Linked DNA regions of Mus musculus: region 1 is linked to region 2. Evidence: chromatin loops called from intact Hi-C (ENCODE). Cell type or tissue: left cerebral cortex. All regions are shown on one strand. Links, peaks and the distances in the headings refer to the core of each region. The heading gives the core; the rest is flanking DNA.

Evidence for each region. Peaks named below come from ENCODE experiments on the same cell type or tissue, not always from the same donor. Only the 100,000 strongest peaks of a DNase experiment are listed, where the experiment ranks them.
Region 1: it touches region 2 in a loop (2.4-fold over the local background); 4 of 42 quality-filtered maps call a loop at or near these places.

Annotation. Positions count from the first base shown.
Region 1 is chr17:56,891,069-56,902,013 of GRCm38, reverse strand. It overlaps Mllt1 (myeloid/lymphoid or mixed-lineage leukemia; translocated to, 1), which reads left to right. Exons shown (of 12, transcript NM_022328.2): 6 at 1,718-2,245; 7 at 4,547-4,634; 8 at 5,697-5,805; 9 at 6,916-7,015; 10 at 7,112-7,183; 11 at 7,276-7,347; 12 at 7,424-9,403. The coding sequence ends at 7,552. Among named protein-coding and RNA genes, the nearest start is that of Acsbg3, 21 kb to the right of the region's middle. In left cerebral cortex, for the core only: a CTCF peak has its summit at 4,203 (motif pointing left); DNase peaks (open chromatin) are centred at 4,190, 5,282 and 5,785; H3K27ac peaks cover 1,597 bases.
Region 2 is chr17:56,981,904-56,992,983 of GRCm38, reverse strand. Clpp (caseinolytic mitochondrial matrix peptidase proteolytic subunit) reads right to left here and starts at 2,720. Exons shown (of 6, transcript NM_017393.2): 1 at 2,471-2,720; 2 at 2,307-2,378; 3 at 1,594-1,690; 4 at 1-158. The coding sequence starts at 2,656. It overlaps Gm33509 (a long non-coding RNA gene), which reads left to right and starts at 3,061. Exons shown (of 2, transcript XR_385672.4): 1 at 3,061-3,275; 2 at 4,446-4,822. Acer1 (alkaline ceramidase 1) reads left to right here and starts at 10,858. Exons shown (of 6, transcript NM_175731.4): 1 at 10,858-10,995. The coding sequence starts at 10,876. In left cerebral cortex, for the core only: CTCF peaks have their summits at 3,599 (motif pointing right) and 4,258 (motif pointing left); DNase peaks (open chromatin) are centred at 2,712 and 2,988; H3K4me3 peaks cover 2,113 bases; H3K27ac peaks cover 1,404 bases.

The DNA.
Region 1 (10,945 bases), core at 1-8,000, 91 kb after region 2:
AACCTCAGGTCTGTCCCTCGAGACACCTGGGTACTTGGCCTTCTTTGGACCCTCTGAGGGTGGCGATGACCTTGTGTATCTGTCCTTCATTTTCACATCCTTCTTGCTTCACTGGCCTATAGGGCATTGTCAGCTGGGCATCCCCGTGAGACTCTAGCACCCTTGGGCCATCTTATCCATAGGCACCACAGGAAGAGAAGCAAGCACCAGGGCAGGTTCCTTCCGCCTCTTTCCACAAGGCTAACAGGCCTGTGACATCCTCAAGCTGGTCAGCATCTTGGAGTCCTAACCAAGCCCTGATGTCAACCTTCACTGACCTTTGGAGGTTGGAGGAGAGGCCAGTCTTCACTAGCAACCTGGGGCTTCTCCCCCAGCCCTTGTTGTTTGGCGTCCACAGAAGCAATGAAGGATGAGGCTGCTATGCCTCACAGGTGCCTCTCTGGTGGCAAGCCTTCTCTAGCACCACTGTGGAACGCTGCATGGGCTTCCACAGACTTCTGGGCAGCACAGAGTTTCTTCTTTTTAGATGACTCTCCCAGAAGCCCCAGCCTTAGAGTGTGGTCTAGACCCGAGTGTCAGCCCCTGTGCTACTCTGGCTGAGCAGTCTCTGGTGGTTGCACGGGGCCACAGTGAGCAGGAGGTGAACCTCTCAGGGATTGTTGTCAGGAACCTGCAGCTGGAACCAGGCCCACCCAGACCTGTTCCCCTGGAGGCATGGACTGTGTCACTCTACTGGATACTAGGCCGTGAGCCTTGGCAGCCTCTCGGAAGTGCACCTCTTCACTGTGAGGGCAGCATTGAGCCTGTGATGACCTCATCCTCACTGACTGTGCCTTCACAGATACAAGTGATTTTCCTGTGTTTGAGACTGGGTCTCACTATGGAGTGCTAGTTGACTCTAGTTTCCTGGGCATGACCCCAGGAGAGTGGTTCCTGTCAACCACTCACAGCCGTGGGCACATTCCTGTCAGCCATCTTGCCCTGCAGTCCTGCAAGCTTTTCCTCTGCAAGAGAGGGTGAGGACCACATGATTTCCATTTCTTGCCTCCCTTGTGGCTTACTGGGGGACAGCCCCCCTCCTCCCAGTCTCTATGAGGCACTTATCACACTCATGCCAGCTGCAGTGTCCCTTGTCAGGTTTATAGGAACATGGCCAGTGGCATAGGTTGGAGTCCTCAGGCAGCTTCATCTGACCCTAGACTCCTGGGTGGTCCAAGTGTGTTACGTAGCCCCTTGTGCCAGGTATTTGTCCCACCGGCTTGGTGTTCTTGGTGGTACTTTCGGCCATGTCTGTCCTGGGTTATGGTCTGCATGAAAGAGCTATTGCCTGGCTAACTCTGAGCTCTTTGCCTGGCCACTGGCTGTGCCTTCTGAAGAGAAGGCTAGAACTGGTGGAGGCGTGAGTTGAGCATTCCAAAATGGGATGCGAGTATTGAGGACATGGACTAGGGCCTCAAGGATGGAGGATGGCCAGCACCTTCCTGTCAGGGGCAGCCTCAGGTCTCCCACATGTGGGCAGCTGTGGGCACTTGTGACCCTGCAGGTTTGCGGGCACTGCTCTGGTGTGTCTGTTGGTCACAGCCTTTCACTCTGCGGATTCTCTCTACACATTCCAAACAGGCCGATCAGCTTTTGCCCAGGTTGGGGTGGCAAAGCCAGGCGGCCCCGGAGTGCCGCTAACACATCTTCCTCACCTTCCCTGCCCTTGGCCTTGTAGGATGCCAACAAGGAGAGTGGCAAGGCTTCCAAACCACACAAGGTGGCCAGGGAGCACCGTGAGCGGCCGCGCAAGGACTCAGAGAGCAGGAGTTGCTCCAAGGAGCCGGAGCGTGAGCCCAAGAGTGCCAAGGATGCTGCACGCAAGCTGCCCAAGGAGGAGAAGGCCCCAGTGCCCAAGGCTGCCTTCAAGGAGCCCAAGATGGCCCTAAAGGAAACCAAGCTGGAGAGCCTGTCCCCCAAGGGGGTGCCCCAGCCTCCTACCCTGCCCAAGGCCTCCAGCAAGAGGCCAGCTGCCACGGACTCACCGAAGCTCAGCGCCAAAAAGCCTAAAAAGAGTGGGTCAAAGGGGACACGGCGTGCACCAGGCACCTCACCCCGAGCTTCCTCCTTTCCTGACAAGAAGGTGGCCAGGGACAAGAACAGCAAAGGTGACAAGGGGAAGGCAGAGAGTGAGCCTCGGGAGGCCAAGCGGACTCTGCAGACTGAAGACTCAAACTCAGAGGATGAGGCCTCCTTCCGGTCAGAGGTGAGCAGGGGGTGGTGGCTGTCCCTTTGCCAGGCTGCTGTCTCCCCTGGGTCAGCTCTCTCCTGCCCATGCAGTGGTAGCTGGGGTCCCTGGATGGTATGGGCCTTGTAGCACTTGAGTTAACAGCTCTAGCCCTCATGCTCCTCAGTGGATGGGCAGCTTTGGTGACTAGGTAGACACTGCTGACTCTTGAAGATTAACCAGAGAGTTCATCCCTCTGTGTTCTCCCTTTCCCGGTGGGCCTTGGGCCTACTCCCCATCAGGAAGGTACGGGATGGCCACTGAACAGTACAGAGCTCTCTTTCCTGTCTCTGCACAAGGCAAGGTATAGGGTGCAGTTGGCCAACTCCTAGAGAATTGCCTGCCTGTGTCAGGGCCCTGGGTAAGAAGCTTTGAAGATGCTCTTGGGGCTATCCTGAACTGGTTTGGGGTCGAGAGCTCTGTAACCTAGTGCTCCTGCCACTGTGCTTATTGGGTGCTAGTGACTTCCCACAGTTCTCAGCGAGAGCAGAACTGTGAGTAGCTTCCAGCGCTCATCACTGGAGCTATCTGGGCTCCGGGCCTATGTCTTGAAACACTGGGCTGCCAGGTTTGACCTCTGCTTCTCCTCCCCCAGGCGCCAGGACAGGGCTCTTATGCAGCTGGGGAACCAGCCCTTCCTGAGAGCTGTGCACGGATGTTTTGTCCCAGGCAAGGACAGTGTATGGGCACTTCCTCTCCCGGTGCCACTGCCTCCAGGCTAGAGCCGAGTGCAGGCTGAACAGTCAGAGCACTGCCTCAGCTGCTGGGGCAAGAGACAGGCAGCCCTGAGGAGGGAGCAGCTGCTGCTGGAAGCTTGCTGGCCTTGCCGCTCTCCTCTGCACTGCGGTCCACACCCCAGGCCCTTCTGGTTCCTGGACCATTCAGTCCTAGCCACCGAGGGCCATGGGAGAAGTGTGGTAGCTGTAGTGCTATGGGTGCCTGCTGGTCACCTCCTGGGCCTCTCTAATGAGAAATGTTTCCAGATTCCATTAGTCCTTGCCCCTCAGGTCACTGTAGAGACGGTGGCAAGTGGTGTGCAGACCACCACAAGCCCACTGAGGCTCCTGGTTTGTGCCTGAGCCTAGTAGGTAGGACATTGATCCAAGCAGGGACCTGTAGAGCCACTCCCATATAGGTAGGGAAATTGAGGCTTGAATCTAGAGCCTGCCCTGACCTGGAGCAATGCCAGATAGCAGCCGTTTTTCATCACTTTGTGCCCAGGGAAAACTAAGAGGTTGGGTGTGTGCAAGGGAGGGTGCCTTGGCTCCAGGACTGGTCTGTGAGGTTCTACCCTGAGAACTTCACAGTGGGCAGACTTATGGGTGCCTAGGGCAGGTTCCCTCAGCACTCCCGCTGACCAGTAGGAAGGTAGTGAGAAGAAGCCATACACACACAGCTGGGCTCCAGTGGGCTGGGCTCCAGTGAGCCCTGCATAGGGCAGTTTCTTCCTTCAGTCTGGAATGTTCCCTCCCAGGCAGGCCGCTTTGCCCAAGCTAAAGTCTTTTGTAGGCAAGCACTTCCCTATCCCTTGTTCTGGGCAGGGCTGAGGGCTGACTAGCTCTGGATCCTGGGCTCTCCCACAGTGGGCATGTCCTATTCCCACCCGACCCTGTGACCCGGGGAAGAGAAGGGCTGTAGCCACTCTGCCCCAGGGCTAAGCTCAGCTGTCCCTGCTGCTTGTTCGCATCCCACCTGCTGGTATCTGTAACAACTGTGTGTGTGTCATGGCCACATCCCCAACACCATGTGTAACACACATGCTACAGCACACACCACACACAGTGCACACACTGCACTTCACACACCACATGTCATGCGCACACAAACGCACACGCACACACACACACCTGCCTCCCAGTATTCACTGAAGGGCTCACTCACACAGTGGAAGCCTCCTGCCTTGTGTGATGTCCAGGCTGTCACTGCCCCCTGGTGGCTAAGTTCATCCCTGTGCAGCTACAGGAAGACCAGTTAAGGTGTGCCCTGCTCCATGGTGTTTGTGGCAGACAGTCCTGCCATCACTCCTGTGCGGCTGGTGGGTGGTGGTGAGGCTTGGGTAGGATTTGGGCTTTTGGTCATTGTCTGAACCCCCAGTAAGGCAGGCAGCTTTACTGAGAATTCTGTGTTTCCTGTCTTCACCAGCCTCAGGCTCTATGTGAGCTGGGGCAGAAGGCTATCCTGGGTGCCTTGAACTGTTTGGCCCCTTCATTACCCCCTCCTCTGACCTGCAAGATGACAATCTCTTCTTTCCCTCTTGTGCTGCCCTGGCGTGGGCTGAAGTCGGCCCAGTCAAGCCCAGCTAATGCCAGCTCCAGCTCTGACTCCAGCTCTGACTCAGACTTTGAGCCGTCTCAGAACCACAGCCAAGGTGGGTCCGAAGGGGAGCTGGAGCTGGTAGAAGGGGTAGAGGTAGGAGACACAGGAGTGGAGGCAAGGCAGTAGGCCTGGCCTAGGGAGGAGCACAAATGAGCCAGGGAGAGGATCAGGCTAGGTCTGGTCTGCCTGTTGCTTCAGAAAGACTGAGCCTGGGTTTGCACCCCTGGGCTGAGTGCCCCTGGGCCAGACCCTCCTTTGGGCTGGCATTCCTTTCCCCTGTGCTGACCTCAACACCCAGGAGGCAGTAGAGGCCCACGCTGTCAGCTCCTGGTGGTCTAGGATTTGTAAATGGCAAGTACTTGTGCTCGCCCAGAAGCCTGCTCAGTCCCTGGGGTTCAAAGACCTGCAGCTATAGAAACCTACTTCCTTCTGATAGACTCACTCAGCAGTGCAGGCCCACCCTGTGCCAGCCCATCAAATGGCAGCCTGTGTGCTGGGCCTGGCTACTCTAGTGGTTCTCCCCAGGGAGGGACTGGAAACTAGGCTGGCTACTGTAACCAGCCTCAGAGGAACCTTTGCCTGCCTCCCATGGTGTCAGCCTTTTCGGGGGGCAGGAGCTTGGCTGGGGGATGGCATTCTTGAAGCCTATACTCTCCAAGGTTTTTATCTGCTGGATAGGGAACCAGCTGAATCGACATCATGTGACCAAGGTAATTGAGGGCTTTGTGTCCCTCTGTTGCCTTGGCAACAGGAATATAAACCAAGATGCCATCTGTAGGGGACTGGAACTGGGTGCCTCTGGAGAAAAGGGAGGACGGTGGACCAGAGCACCATGTAGGGCTACTGAAATACTGGGCATCCTCACAGAGGGGTGCAGGCTGTGCGGGGACTCTGGTCCTTGCTGGCCCACTTGGGTTCTGAGCCTTTGGCTGCTGTGATGGAGGGATCTTACAGGCCACTAGCAGACCAGGAACCTGAAGCCTATGAGGAAGGCCAGGAAGGTAGGGGTGGGGAACCTGCTGTTGGCCAGAGGGACCCCACAGGTGGTGATGAGTCTGGGGTGGCCCTGGGGGAGGCAGCCAGAGGCTCAGCTCTCCCCTCCATTTGCCCTCAGGACCCCTGCGCTCCATGGTGGAGGACCTGCAGTCTGAGGGCTCTGATGAGGATGACTCATCGTCAGGAGAGGAGAACACCGGCAAGGCCAACCCAGGCCGGGAGTCCAGGTGTGTGGGCAGCACTGCTAGGGCGGGCTCGGGGACTGGGAGTTGGCCAGGCTTTCCTTTTCAGCATGGCCTTCGCTGGCATCCACACTACACTGTAGAGTAAGGTTAGCTACCTGTGGGAAGCTGGACATGACAGGAATCCTGGAGGATGGGAGTCAGCTTCCCATGCTAGCCAGGGTAGGGGAGTTGTAGGCTTCTCCCAGGTCCTTACCCCAGGTCCCCAGAATGGGACATCTAGGGGGTCTCTCTTTCTAGGCCTCCAATAAGCTGAACACTAGGCTGTGACAGGCAGAGCTAGAGATGGATAGCACCCCAGGGCTCCATTGGCCCTGCTGTAGAGTAGTGTGCTTACGAGTTCACTGCAGGTAGAGTACACACACACACACACACACGCACACACGCACGCACACACGAGGTGCTGGCATGCTCCCTAAGGAGGTCCAAGGTCCAGCATCCCCAGCTGTTGAGCACAGAGAGAGGCAAAAGCGAGGGGAAGCTGAGGTTGTGCTTGCCTGGTAACAGTCTGACCTAGAGCCTGGCTTGCAGCCACAGAGCAGGAGCCCTGGATATAAAACCAACTGACTGTGGGAGCTGAGGGAGGAAGTGCCCTGGTGGCTGGCTTAATGGGTAAAGTCACTTGCCACCAGTCCTGAGGAACCTAGGTTTGACCCCAAAGCCCACATGGTGCAAGAACTAACGCTGGAGCCAGTTAGCGTGTCAGGAGACTACTGTGTTGCAATGCTTACCTGGGGTCCCCAAGAGCTTCTTGCACATTCACTGAGCTTATGGAGCTAAGAGTCGGGGGTGGGGGTTGACTACTCAGACCTGCTGGTGCAGTGTGATTCAGTAATCCTACCCACTGTGGGCTAAGCACATCTGACACTCGGGTACCCGGGCTGCACATCATTCTGTGTAACCCTTGTACAACCTGCTTTGCAGGACTACAGCAGGGTCTGAGGCTTGCCCCCATGGTCTCTGGTTACTGGGATATGGAGGGTCAGCCATAGGTTCTCATGAAGCAGCGAGAGGGAAGTCTGATGGTCCTGGTGCTCAGAGCTGGGTGGGAAGGCGTGAACATGTTACCTCTAACACCGCCCCACTGCTCTCCAGGCTAAGCTTCAGTGACAGCGAGAGTGACAACAGCGCAGACTCCTGCCTGCCTGGCCGTGAGCCCCTGCCTCCCCAGAAGCCGCCCCCTCCCAGCAGCAAGGTGAGTGGAGTCCGGCTCTCAGCCGCTTCCGTGGCTATACTGGGAGGTCTGAGGAATGCGTGCTGCATGCAGCTCACGGGTCCGGGGTCCCCACAGGTGTCTGGTCGGAGGAGCCCCGAGCCCTGCAGCAAGCCCGAAAAGATGCTGAAGAAGGCTACCTATGACAAGGTGGGTCTGTGTGGGCCTGAGGGTGTGGACAGGTGGTGCCTGGAGCTGGGCTCCACTTGGTGCCCCCGGCCCACTGCCGTGCTTCTCCCCAGGCTTACACGGATGAGCTGGTGGAGCTGCACCGGAGACTGATGGCTCTGCGCGAGCGCAATGTGCTGCAGCAGGTACTGAGCCCCTCCTTTCAGGCCTGGGCATTGGTACCCAGAGCAGTTCCCTGAATCCATCCCACCCGCCTTACAGATTGTCAATCTGATCGAGGAGACTGGCCACTTCAATGTCACCAACACCACCTTCGACTTTGACCTTTTCTCCTTGGATGAAAGCACTGTTCGCAAGCTGCAGAGCTGCCTGGAGGCCGTGGCCACATGACCCCGGCTGCCACTGTGGAGCCACGGTGGGCATGGTGGGCACGGGAGGGGCTGGGCATGAGGGCTGGCCCGCCATGGCTTCCGCTCCCGGTACCACCCCCAACTAACCATGGTGCCCCAGTACCCCTCAGTGGTTGGTGATGAAGGGGTGCTGCAGGCCACACACAGGGTGGGGTGACATAGGACACACGTGGCCTGCAGCCCCTCACTTAGTCCCTGCCAGTTGTCCATTGTGGGTGGGACTGAATGGCAGATTACTGCCTGGGCCTCTCTGGGTGGCCAGGATGACCACAGTCTTCCACACAGTTCACAGGCCTCTCTCAGCTGGCCTGCCTCCTAGACTTGAGGGTCCGTTAGCCTGGCCAGAGCCAGCTATGTGCACCTGCTTCTGCCATGCAGCCTTGTGCATGTGTGTGCTCCAGGTGCAGCCAGCAGCCGGGGGGCTCAGGCCACCCCTCTGCTGGAGGCACAGAGGATCTCCCCTCTAGATCCTAGGATGCCACTGCCTCTCGAGGCCCCAGGCCAGAGAACACTACAATGGGCACCAATCTTGGGACCCCAAGGGCCACCACTGCAGCCATGTGCCAGCTAAGCACCCACAGTTCCAAGGCTAGCTGGACTGGCAGCACTCCTGGGCCACCATTCCCCGTGGGCCTCCTCCTCTGCTCTCTCACTGATCAAGTCTTTGAACTTTGAAAACATGAGCTTTTGCCAAATATGATAGGATGGTGTGTGTGAGGCCGGCCCAACCCTAGACTGCCTCTGTTCCTGGCCACATGTGCGCCTGGAGAGGCTTTGGACCTGTGCCCTGCAAACTGCCAGGGGTCAAGCCAGCCCCCTTCCCCTGTCTGAGCCTGGAGTGCCACCCCTTCCCCAACTTCAGTTGTCGGTGTTTGTGCCCCAACCAAGGTGTTTGAAAGAGGCCTGAGCTGAAGCCAGCTCACAGTTGCCTCGATGTGTTGCTTCCTCCCCATTGTGGGTTCACCCCTGGAGGCCTGGCCTCCCAGCTCCCTCTCCCTGTCTGTCCCACTCCCAAACTATCTGTCAGGAAGATCCTGAACACTCCTGGGGACCCCAGCCTCTAAGGCTTCCTTTACCCCCAGAGAAAGGAAAAGGCCTCTGCCTGTAGCCCCTGTTCACACTCCCTATAGCTGGGAGGAAACAGGGCTCGTGCCCCAACCTCTTTCCACACAGGCCGACAATACTCTCCATCAGGTGTTCTGCAGCCTCTAAGCCTTTTCATAGAAGGCCCTGGCATCGTGGCAGCTGTTGGCCTCCACATGGAGTGCGCCAGGGTCCCAAACAGCCTCAGCCCAGGGCACCATTCTTCCTCTCATGGTCGCTAGCGGCCCAGCCCTTCTGCTGCCCTGGGCCTTGGTGTCTAGTCCTTCCAGATGCTTCCAGGGTCGTCCTGAAAACACCCACCCATCTCTTCAGTTACCTCCTCTGGCCAGAAGGTCACACCACTGTCCTCCAGAGCCACTCTGGGGCCCATACTGGCTGTCTGGAAGCCTAAAGCAGCAGCCTGCAGCCAGAGCCGAGGGTTCTAGGGACTTGTCCATAGGAAGGGGTGGCACTATGTATACCCTCAGTGAGTCCCTTTGCTGCAGCCTCCTGAACCAGTTCATGACACTGAGTGCAAAAGGTATTGGATACCTATCCCTCCCCAGGGCTTCACAAGACATGTCTCCATGAATAGACACGTCACTGGCCCAGACGAGCCCTGGACAGAGGGACCAGGAGAGCTGTGTTTGTAACAAGCTGCAGGGCCATTTGTCCCGCATTTTAAACTTTTTTGTTAAATTGTGAAATGATGGAGGAGTTTTATAGAAAATAAAGTGAGATGGGAGCAGTGGGTGGCCTGCCTTCAATTCAGTGAGGAATGGGAAGAGCCAGTGGGAACCTATGTAGAAGGGTGTTACACATCTCTGCTGTTCCCTTGCAAGCAGGTAGTGAGGGCTGGTTACAACACACTGGGGTCCTGGGATGATGGGTGGGCCAGCAGGAGGGTGGAAATAGGAAAGAGGGCACCCCATGCAGAGACTCCAAAACCCATGAGCCTCTGACATCACTCACACTGGGCCCATTTTCCAGACCTGAGTTCCACCTAGAGGGTCACAGGTGCATGAATGACACACACCTGAGTGGTACACAGAAGCCCACATCCTTAGCTACTACGTCCACAGGGTAGCCCCCTCTTGAGTTCTGTTAGCAAGTAGAAACTGGGGGTTCACCCAGGCACAGCTCAGCAGCACTGAGGCTGGTCATCTCACAGCTTGTTGGTAGTGAGTGTGTCCCTCCTGTCACTTCTAGAGGCCGGTCTGCAGGTCTCTGTGCCGTTGGATCTGAACATGAGTAGTAAGCGAGCAACCTCTGCACAGGTGGCAGCAATCACATGGACTCTTCTGGAGTCCCTGGAGCTTGGCACTACCATCCCAGACCCTTCACTAAGCAGGACTCTGCCTGCCAGAGTCGTTCCAGCAAGCTATTGGTGTAACTGTCGTCAGACACTTGCTAACTAACTAATGCTTGCTCATCACCCTATGGTGACAAGAGCTAGCAGAGAGATCCATGGGTGCCTCAGAAATATGAAGGCCGGAAGATGGTTTGTTAAAATGCTGCTCTGCAAGCTTGGGACCTGGGCTTCCCTCCCAGAAGTTACATGGAGCCAGGTGTAACATGTGCACTTGTCTATGGGCCTTCTGAGATTTTCTATGTGTCTGTCTGTCGTGTTGGGAGGTGAGAGGAGGGTATTGGATCCCCGGAGCTAGAGTTGCAGGTCACTATGAGCTAGGCACTGTAGGTTCTAAGGACCATACTGGGATCATGGGAGAGCAGCGAGCGCTCATCACCACTGAGCCCTCTTCACCTCCAGCTGCAAACTCCAAGGCAAGGGTTTCTAGGGCTGACTGAGCCTGTGGAGTCTGACCATATTCAGGTTCAGTGAAAGACCCTATTGGGAGGGAGGGAAGAAGGAAAGAAAGAAAAAGGGGAGGTTAATATAGGGGGAAGTTTAACCTCTTATCCACAGGCATACATGTACATGCAGTTTTTATTAAAAACATGTATGCACACAAAGTTTGAATTCCCTAAATTTGTACTATTTAGCAAAACTTATTGGCAGTTTATTTAGATCACTGAAGAATACTATCATCTTCCTGTGACTGTAACAAATTACCTGAGACTGGCTAATTTATAGAGAAAAGAAAAGGGCCTGTGTATCTTATAGTTCAGAAAGCCAGTTCCACTTAGGCCACTGTATCAGCTTGGCTTCTGGTTGAAGCCTTTACATTCTTTTTTTTTTTTTTTTTTTTTTTGGTTTTTTGAGACAGGGTTTCTCTTTATAGCTCTGGCTGTCCTGGAGCTCACTTTGTAGACCAGGCTGGCCTCTGCC
Region 2 (11,080 bases), core at 1-8,000:
GATTCTGGAATTGGGCAGTGAATGGCGCATGCCCGGGCTGCCAGCAGCGAGGAGCAGGGAGCCCATGCTGGCAGCCTGTCCAACACACCACGTGCAGATGGGGTTCAGGATGTACTGCATTGTGTCGTAGATGGCCAGGCCCGCAGTTACCACACCACCTGTAGGCAGTGGAGCAAGTAAGGGCCCAGGGGGATCCTACCCCAGTACCCTTCCAGCAAGCCACAAGGGCAAATGTTGTTTGAGGGGTGGGGTGGGGGACATGATCAGACACGTACACGTGACAACACACACAGAATTAAGTAAAAGGAACCAAAGGGCTGTTAGCCACCTCTCAGCTGTGCATCAACATAGTAAAGCTGGCTACTTCCTGCTCGTCCAGGCCCACGGGCCCAGCACAAGGCAGACGCGAGCTTTCTTACTGTCCACGTGGAGCTGGATGAGAAGACAGATGCGTGCCTAACTGACAGCCCGCCCAGTGTCCAGTCATTGAAACCGCCCAGCCTTGAGCAGCTGAGAAGTATTATCTGGTGACGGTGCTCTCCACCAAACCTAACAAACTGAACTCAATTCCCAGGACCCACAGGACAGGCAGGAGCCCACATCACATGGACCCATACATATCAGGGAAAACCCACAGGTTGTCCTCTAATCTACACGCACACACACAGTGGAATGTACTCACCCATCCATATACACAGAAATAAATGTAACTTAATATTTTTCTTTTTTTTAACCAGTCTTTTCTTTTTCTTTTCTTTTCTTTTCTTTTTTCTTTTTTCCAAGACAGGGTTTCTCTGTGTAGCCTGACTGTCCTAGAACTCACTCTGTAGACCAGGCTGTCCTCGAACCCAGAAATCTGCCTGCCTCAGCCTCCCAAGTGCTGGGATTAAAGGCGTGTGCCACCACCGCCTGGCTTAATATTTTTCTTAAAAATGAACTATTTCTTCAGAGTTTGGTGGTTCAGCTAAACTAAATCCCTAAGGTGAGAGGACTGCAGAGGATCTGGGCTATCTCTGTCTCAAAACAGGCTTTGTTTGTTTGTTTTAATTCAGCTACTCTCGAAGCAAGGGAGACTGCTCAGTTGCTAAAATGTATGTGGACTCAAGTTCAGATCCCCAGTCCCCACAAAGTAGGCATGGCAGCACACACTTGTAATTCTAGCACTAGGGAGGTGGAGGCAGAAGGACCCTCAGGCTCATTGACCCGGTATACTAGCATATTTGGAAAGTTCCAGGCCAGTGAGAGACCGTCTTAGAGTGATTTTTTTCTCTCTCTCTCTTTTTGTTTTTTTTTGTTTTTTTTCGAGAAAGGGTTTCTTTCTTTCTTTCTTACTTTTTTTTGTTTGTTTGTTTTTCGAGATAAGAGTTCTTCTCTGTGTAGCTCTGGCTATCCTGGAACTCACTCTGTAGACCAGGCTGGTCTCGAATTCAGAAATCAGCCTGCCTCTGCCTCCCAAGTGCAGGAATTAAATGTGTGCACTACCATACCCTGCTTTGAGCGATTTTAAATTTTAGATTCTGTAGGAGGCACAAGGCTGCATGTCTTCCCCAAAGGGGCTATCTCTGACCCCACAACCAGGCTGTCCTGGCTTACCTGGGCTGTTGATATACATATGAATGGGCTTCTTGTTGCTTTCAGACTGTAAGAACAACAGCTGGGCAATGACCAGACTGGCCACACTGTCGTCAATCTGCAGGTGGGGAGAGCAGAGGTATCCTCAGGTTGAAGGTGGGATGGATAGAGGCTTAAGGAGTTGAGGCCCTGGGAACCAGGAATTTCCAGCACAGGAAGAGATGGCTGGGGAAGCCCCAGATAGTGGAAGACCCTAAGCTGGGGACAAGACTGGGACGGAGTGCTCTCCTAGCAGGCAAAAGGCCCTGGGTTTAAGCACTGCCTACACCTGGTCTGGTTTAGGAACCTCATCCCTCCCTCAAATGTCCTGTCAGCTACATGGGGAGTTCAAGGCCAGCCTGGGACCCTGACTCAGAAGACCAAAGGATAAACTGAAACAAAGAATGGCTGACAACAGCAGACTATGGTAAGAATGCACATTTTACATTCCAACGTTTGGGAAGCTATGGCAGGACGATGGAAAGGTAGGGGCTAGCCTGTACTACAAAGCAAAAATTTTGCTCAAGTTTTTTTTTTTTTTTTTTAAAGAATGTTTAAGGTCAGGGTCTAGGGCCTAGGGTCTAGGAGGTCACCAAGGATGAGGGGGAAGAGGGGGTTATATGACACAGAGCTTGACAAAGGATAAATGTTGGTGAGACAACAAGGTGTGCCCGGGAAGGACCGGGGTCGCTCACCGGGCCCATGACGCACACGATGCGTTCCCGCAACAGCCTCGAGTATATGTCATAAGCGCGCTCGCCTCGACCCTTCGTGGGAAAAGAAGATGTGAAAGGTCATCCTCCCTTGCACGCCGACCGACTACAAGCCTCCGCGCCATGTCCCCATCAGGTCACCGTACCGTCTGCTCCACCACTATGGGGATGAGCGGGAAAGCTCGCGTCGCAGTTCCATGCAGGCTCCTCCGCAGGGGTGAGCAGCTCACAGCAGTCCATGGCGGGGAGAAATGCACGGCAAGGCGAGACAACAGAGCGCGACATCCGTCCACAGCCACCCGGGCCTCCCCCAGCAGCACTCTGGGCCACATGACGACGCGCACTCCGGCTTGGCTTCCGGAACTACAACACCCGGCGTGCTTTGCGGGAGTCACTGGCTCATCCACTTCCGAGAACAGAATAAGCGGAACTGAAGAAGGCGGGGATAAGTCTGTGGGTGGGGTCCTCGTTAGAGGTAGGCGTTCGAATAAATAAGAAAAACCCGCGTATTAGTCCCATGGAAGTTCTCGGACGAGGTTGCGCTGTTCCCGGTGCCCACGCGGGAAGAAGCTCACGGAGGTGCTCACCAAAGGGTGAGAAGAGGCTTAGGGGACGCACCAGCCCACCACCATCGTCCCGCAGCAATCAGGTCCACGTGCTGGCCTGTAACCAATTGATCTTCCAGAACTACAATTCCCAGCTGCTTTGCGACCCCTGACTCCCGTATAGGCTCGCTAGAGAAAGGAGGAGAGTGTCTCTGGGACAGGACTTAGACCAGGAATCGCCAGGGGATTTATTGAACAATGTAGTTTAGGGCATTGTGAACACTGAGATAGGAGAGGAGGCCTGGATCTTGCCACAAGTTCTGGACGTTCGCTACACCTGTATTCGTTTTCAGAGGGCGTCCAGCTTTCTAGAAGCGTTCCTTTTTTGTCCAAGTAAAACTGGAGGGTAGGTAGACAGTGCCTACTGTCCATGTGCATGGTCCTATACCTTGAGAAATACTGTGCCCGCCATCTCGATCTGTCGCCGTAAGACCAAGATTCTGGGAGCTCCCCCCACCGCCATACCTGCCTCGTCTGTGCCTACGTTGCAGCTGGAGGCTCTTGGAAGAGGTGAAACTGAGCCATTGAACCTGCGACAGTCAGGCAATCACCTCTGCATTCATCTTCTTTGTCTTCCCTGCAACTCTTTTAAAAAAATAATATAGATATAGATATTTAGATATAGATTTATTTATTATTATTCATAAGTACACTGTAGCTGTCTTCAGATGCACCAGAAGAGGGCGTCAGATCTCATTAAGGGTGGTTGTAAGCCACCATGTGGTTGCTGGGATTTGAACTTAGGACCTTGGGAAGAGCAGTCAGTGCAACTCTTTTTAGCAGCCACACTTTTTCCCACGTGTCACTCCCCTCTGCCCTGTGCTAGGCTCCTTTACAATACATCTGTATCGGGCTGAGACATCATGCTCTGCTACCACCTCAGGCACATTCTGGAACTTTCTTAATTGTCGCCTGATGTAAGCATTACTTAAAGCGGTTGCCATGTTCCCTGAGGAAGATACACTTGCGTAACTGGAGACTTGTACCTTTAAATTGCATAAAAGCCAGACATGACCATCAAAAGCCAGAGATGTTTTTCCCTAGAGCTCTCCAAACGACACAGGCTCTTGTCATTACTCTGGGTTGCTCACCATAATTAGATGACAAGACTCAGTTGCTGAAGACACCAGTCACTTTGGTGTCTTCATGGGTCATGCAGAAACCAAACTGGAATTGACCTGGAGATTTCCTCCCAGCTGATTCAATTTCATAGTACCAGAAGGTAACATTTGGTCTGGATAAGACCACTTATGACAAAAGTCATAAGTGGTCTTATCCAGGGGTGGACCTCGAGTGCTGCAACTCCATCTGGTGGCAAGATGTGGCTGCTGGTGCACTGGTGGCATGAGAGCTATGGTGAACTCAAGGCTGCTCTGCAGGAGGGGACCACGCTCAGTGCTATAACCTGACTAGAGCCCACACTCCAAGGTTACACAACAAGGAGAGAAACTTGCCTTCCGTTGCTCTGCCAAATGGTTGTGCTGTGAAACTGCCTTCTGAATATTTGTCCCCATAGATTGCCGCTCTGGGCCCTCGTCAGAGATGCTTCACTTTGCAGCAGGAAGCGGGAAATTCAGAGGCTCTCAAGTCCGAATGCAGAGGAAGAACTGGCTACGAGTGCTTGCTCTAAGAGGGGCAAGAGCTGTGAAAGGTTGTCTAATGGATGTCTGGTGGCCATCATCCTTGTGACCTCACAGCAGCTGGACAAGATCAACCCAGCTAGATCAGCCAGTGTCCCAGCAGGCAGCAGTTCCTGGACTCCATGTGTTACAGAAAAGGGACATGAAGGTGGGAGGAGGCTGTGCCAGGAGTGTTGGGAGGAAGAGCAATAATTCTGAGTAAACACTTGGTATAAATGTGTGAAATTGTTAAAGAATAAAAGATAAAAATAGCCGGGCGTGGTGGCGCATGCCTTTAATCCCAGCACTTGAGAGGCAGAGGCAGGCGGATTTCTGAGTTCAAGGCCAGCCTGGTCTACAAAGTGAGTTCCAGGACAGCCAGGACTATACAGAGAAACCCTGTCTCACCCCCCCCCAAAAAAATAAAGAAATAGTCCAGATGTGGTAGTGTACACCTTTAATCCCAGCACTCAGGGAAACCCTGCCTTGAAAAACCAAGGAATAAATAAATAAGCCGTTAAAAGAAAAACAAGCCAGGGCATAGTGGTACATACCATTTTTTTTTCTAGATTGTGTGTGTGTGTGTGTGTGTGTGTGTGTGTGTGTAGCCCTGGCTGTTCTAGAATTTGCTCTATAGAAGACTAGGCTGGCCTCAAACTCAGAGATCTGCCTGCCTCTGCCTCCCAAATACTAGGATTAAAAGGTATGCACCACCACGCCCCACTCTGCAGTGTACCTCTTTAATCCCAGCACTCAGGAAGCAGAGACAGGAGGATCTTGTCTCTGTTTGATGCCAGCCTGATCTATATTGGGAGTCCCAGAGCAGCCAAGGCTACATAGAGAGAACATGTACCAAAAAAATCAAGCAAGCAAACAACCCCCCCCCCAATGACAAGTATTTTGTTGATTTTGAAGGTTTGTTGTTATTTTTAATTGTGGAAGTGTGAATGTAAAGGTGCTGCAAGGGGCCGGAAGGAGATGTCAGATCTCCTGGAGCAGAAGGTACAAAAGGTTGTGAGCTGCCTTATGTGGGTTCTGGGAGTCAAAAACCCAGGTCCAAACAAGAATAGCAAGCGCTCTAAGCTGTTGTGCCTCTCACTCTATGCTCAGGTTAGCCTGGAATTCATGGCGATCTTCCTGCCTCAGCCTCAGGACTACTGAGGCTGCAGCACCAAGCTAGGCTCACTGCTAATAGGTCTATTCCTTTTTCACATAAGTGCCTTTGTCTGTCCGGCAATTGGATCTTTCTAGAATGCAGTAACTATCTTTTCCTTGAAATCCTCTCCTCCTCCTCCTCCTCCTCCTCCTTTAAAGAATTATTTATTTTATATATGTGAGTACACGATAGCTGTCTTCAGACACACCAGAAGAGGGCATCAGATCTCATTATCCCATTACAGATGGTTGTGAGCCACCATGTGGTTGCTGGGAATTGAACTCAGGACCTCTGGAAGAGCAATCAGTACTCTTTTTTTTTTTTTAAATATTTATTTATTTATTATATGTGAGTACACTGTAGCTGTCCTCAGACACTCCAGAAGAGGGAGTCAGATCTCGTTATGGATGGTTGTGAGCCACCATGTGGTTGCTGGGATTTGAACTCCTGACCTTCAGAAGAGCAGTCGGGTGCTCTTACCCACTGAGCCATCTCACCAGCCCGCAATCAGTACTCTTAACCACTGAGCCCTTTCTCCAGCCCTTGAAATCCATTTCAACCAAGTTGAAGTTCTGGGGAGGGGGTTCTGGAAAGGAGTTGGAGTCTGCTTTCTATTCTTCAAAGAGTTATACAATTTCCTCATTTGGTGATTTTTGTCTATTTGGGACAGGGTCTCTAGGACAGGCTGGCCTGGAACTTCCTATGTTGCCAAGGCTGGCCTCCTTTTGGGGGGTTGGGTTGGCAGACATGAGCCACCATGGCCTTTCCTTTGAATGTAGTATTTAAGCTAATTAAGCTTATGACAGTGTAGTTTACACAGAGAGTACCCAGGGAAAAGATGTGATCAACCTTAAGGAACACAGGCCAAGACTACTGAAACCAGATTCAAATCTACAGATGTCAGCTGTGCCAACTTACTGGTTTTGAAAGTGGAGTTATGTAACATGACACTAGTGGGGCATTGGCTCATCCTTGTCCTGTGGGAATCAATTCTCCGGGCAAGACAGCCACCGCTGCTGTGAGAATCTCAGCCCACTATGCTGGCTCAGACCTGTCATCCCAGCACTAAGGAGGTGGAGACAGGAGGATCAGTAGTTCAGGGACAGCCTTAGCTACTTGATAGCCTGGATAATAGGATAATGAGAAGCAGAAGCAAAGAAAGAGAAAGAGAGGAAGAAAGAAGGTTGCCTGGACTTCTCCCTAGGAGATGTGAATAGATGTCACTTATCTTGGATAGCACACCTGGAAGCCTTCCCACCCAAGTCTGGCTTGGTGATTAAAGAGTTTATTAGGTGAGTTACAGGATGATCACCTCCCAAGGCATGGGAGGTGGAGGCCCCCACCCACATCTCGGTTGTTGCTATTTGATGCCCCTTGTACTCAGAGACCACGTTCAGTGAAGGTATCAGACCAACAACAATGGGCAGAATGTTATACAACTGTAGCAGTGCAGGAGGGAAGGCTGTGGCAACTTCAGATGGTTTATGACTCTCTCTCCATCCCCTTTTGTTAAAGGACTCTCTCTCTTTTTTTGAGACAAGTTTCTCTGTAGCCCTGGCTGTCCTGGAACTCACTCTGTAGACCAGACTGGCCCGAAACTCAGAGAGCTGCCTCCTGAGTGCTGGGATTAAAGTTGTCCATAGCCACACCCAGCCTTGCAGGTCTCTCTTTGGTTTATTTTTTATTTATTTATTTATTTATTTATTTATTTAGAGACAGGTCTCTTATCCTCCAGGCTGGCCTGCTACTGGCTCCATTGCCAAGGATGACCTGATGATGCCGCCCATTGTCAGGTGTGTGCTGTTACACTGTGTCCATTACCTTCCAAGATGAATCAAGTCTGTGACTCACTTGGAGAACACAGGAGTGGGTGAGAGGCCTGGGGGGGGGGGGGATCCAAGGACCTGAGTTCGATCCCTGGTACCCACAGGTGGAAGAAAGAACCAATTCTCTTGGGCTGTCCTTTGACCTCTCACATGCACATAATGAATAAGTAACTGTAAAGGATAGAAGAGAAAGGAAGAGAACCTAGGCACCACAGACATGGACACAGCACATCTCCTCAGTTGGTGTAGCCGAGGATGACCTTGGGTTCCCGATCCTCCGGCCTCCACCTGCAGAGTGTTAGAACAGATGTGTACTGGCACACCTGGAACTAGCTGGGATTTCTGGAAGATGGCCAAGGCCAAAGGTTCTAGTTGTGTTGGACTGATCTCAGTGGAACTGCCTGCATTACTGGAGGAACAAATGGCGGCTCTTAGAGAGGGCCTGGAAATCTGAACCCGCATGGAGAAAGCAGCTTACCACTTCCTGTAACGTTAACTCCAGCAAATCAGATGCCCCTCCTGGACTCTGAGGGTGCGACGTTCATGTGCACACACAAAGGCACATGCGCACATGTAATAGTTTTAGGAACCCATTTTTTAAAAGATAAATTAGAGAGAGCGGGAGGGAGGAAGAGAGAGAGAGAGAGGGAGGGAGAGAGAGAGAGAGAGAGAGAGAGAGAGAGAGAGAGAGAGAGAGAGAGAGAGGGCTTATTGGGCCTTCTGGCCCATGCCTGTCTTTCCAGCACTTGGGAAGCAAAGACAAGGAGATGGGGAACTCAAAGGCATCTCGGGGAGATGGCTCAGGAAGGGAAGTACCTGCCCTGAGGGTTCTCTTTTAAGCTCCAGCATCCATGTGAGTGCAGGTCTCAGCGCCTGCACCCACCCCCACCCCTCACCCCCTGCCCACTTCCTGGAGGCAGAGACAGAGGCTCCCTGGGCTCTCTGCTGCCCTTCTATCAGGTTCAGTGATAGACCCTGCCTCCAAAAGCATGATGGAGAGGCTAAAGAAAGGGCTCTCGGCTCATAGCCCTTGCACATCATCTTGAGACCGAAGTTCAGATTCCGACACTCACAAAACAAGTATCTGAAAACACGTCACCCCAGCTCTGAGCATGAAGAGACAGGGTTACTGGGGACTGCTTGGAGGGTGAGAGAGAGAGACATCAACCTCAGGTTCTGGAAGACACATTGCTTTAAAGGGATGGGAAGAGAGTGATAGAAGAGATCACGGATGGTCCCTTCAGGACTCCAGCACACCCACACAGAGGGTAATAAATTACTGTACCTTTGGCATGTGACTCCTGAACTGAAAGTTCTTCCTGCTCAAGCCAATCCTGGAAGTCATGTAAAGGTGGGAGGAGAGAACTCACTGCACACAGCTGTCCTCTGACATCCAGATGTGTCCTGCAGGCCCTCACATATAACACACACACACACACACACACACACACACACACACACAAGTTAAAAGATGAGAAACACACCTTTAATTCCAGCCCTTGGGAGGCAGAGGTAGGCAGATCTCTGAATTTGGGAAGCAAAGATTAGAGAGGGCACTGTGAGCAGACAGGCTCAGAGGTCTAGAGGCCAAGAACATCAGACACTGACACATATTCATACACATATATATATATATATATACACATAAATACACATGCACTTACATGCATACATATATACATGCATATAAATATGTATACCCACATGTACATATGCATAGATGTATAACATACACATACATACATGTATATACTCATATACATACACATGAGTACATACATTTATACACATATGCATACAATGCATTATATATATGCATCTCTACATGCACGCACACAGATATATATGCATATACATACACACATGCGCATGCACATATATACACATATATTCATATATGCACGTGTACACTACATATATACATATATAATATACATATGTATACACATATATATATATATCCACATATGCACACATTATTCACAAATTCATATATAGACATATATATGTTTATATATGCACTTATTACATATATACACATGCACATATACATACATATATGTACATACATATTTATATGTATATACATACATATATACACACATCAAATATATGCACACACACATATATAAACATCACATATATACACAAATGTGCATGTATATGCATGTAGACACACACATATGTATATGTATGTGTGTGTGTGTGTGTATACATATAAACACACATATACATGATTTTTCAGTACTGGGATGGAAAACGGAGCCTTTACAGATTCTAGGCACATACTTGCTACTGAGCTGCAACCCTAATTCTATTTTTGATTTCTTGGGCTTTTTGTTTTTGTTTTGTTTTGTTTTTTAATATTTATTTATTTATTATATGTAAGTACACTGTAGCTGTCTTCAGACACTCCAGAAGAGGGCATTAGATTTTGTTACAGATGGTTGTGAGCCACCATGTGGTTGTTGGGATTTGAACTCAGGACCTTTGGAAGAGCAGTCGGCGCTCTTAACCGCTGAGCCATCTCACCAGCCCCTTTGTTTTTGTTTTGAGGCAGGTCTCACTAGGTAGCCCAGCCTAGAACTCTCTATGTAGCTTAGGATGGCTTGAAACTCACAGATTAAAGGTGTGTGCAAACAGGCCTGGCTAAGGTTTTATTTTGTTATCGTATTTTAATTAATTATTTATTTATTTAAATTACTCAACTTATATATTTTTCAAGACAGGTTTCTCGGTGTAACCCTGGTTGTCTTGGAACTCGCTCTGTAGACCAGGCTGGCCTTGAACTCATAGAGACCTGCCTGCCTCTGCCTCTGGAGTGCTGGGGTTAAAGGTGTGGATGGCCTGCCAGACCTTACCTTGTCTTTTGAGACAAGGCCTCACTCTCCAGCAAATACTGATCTTAATCTCCCGGTCCTCCTGTCCCTGCCTCTTGAGCGTTTGGATGACAAATGTCACCACCACCCTGGTTTTGTGAGTGCCTCTGAGCTTTGTGAGTGCTATCTGAGTACTCTATGCCCTAAACCCAATATTAGCCCCTTATCACCACAGTATTACAGCAGTCAGTCCCTCATGTCTTGCTCCTCAAGTGCCAGCTTGGGAGGCTTCCTCCCTGCTTACTGTCGCCCAACTCAAAGAACACCACCCCTCAGCAGCTGCCTAAGGCAGCCTCGGTGCCCTACCGTGCACATCTGCCAGGCTACCCTGGTGCAATAGGGAGCCACCCAGCAGGTTTTTCCTCTCAGCCTGCTCCAGGGCCCTGAGCTGTTCTGTCTCCACCTCTCCCTGGCTGGGCACTCCTAGGCTCACTCACTCAGCTGGCGCACCTCTGCCAGGCACAGGATGCATGTACCGGGCACCAGAGCAAAGATGTCCAGCATCTTTGCCTATCAGAGTTCTGAGGTGGATTGGTGTGAGAGTAATTTCCAGCACTCAGAGTTGGTGGCCGAGTTCTACAATACGGTGAGGGCTTGGGCAGGGGCTTTGAGAGGGGTGGGATGGGGTAAGCTTACTGAATGTGATTTGTCAGATTTGGGATTAAGCCATA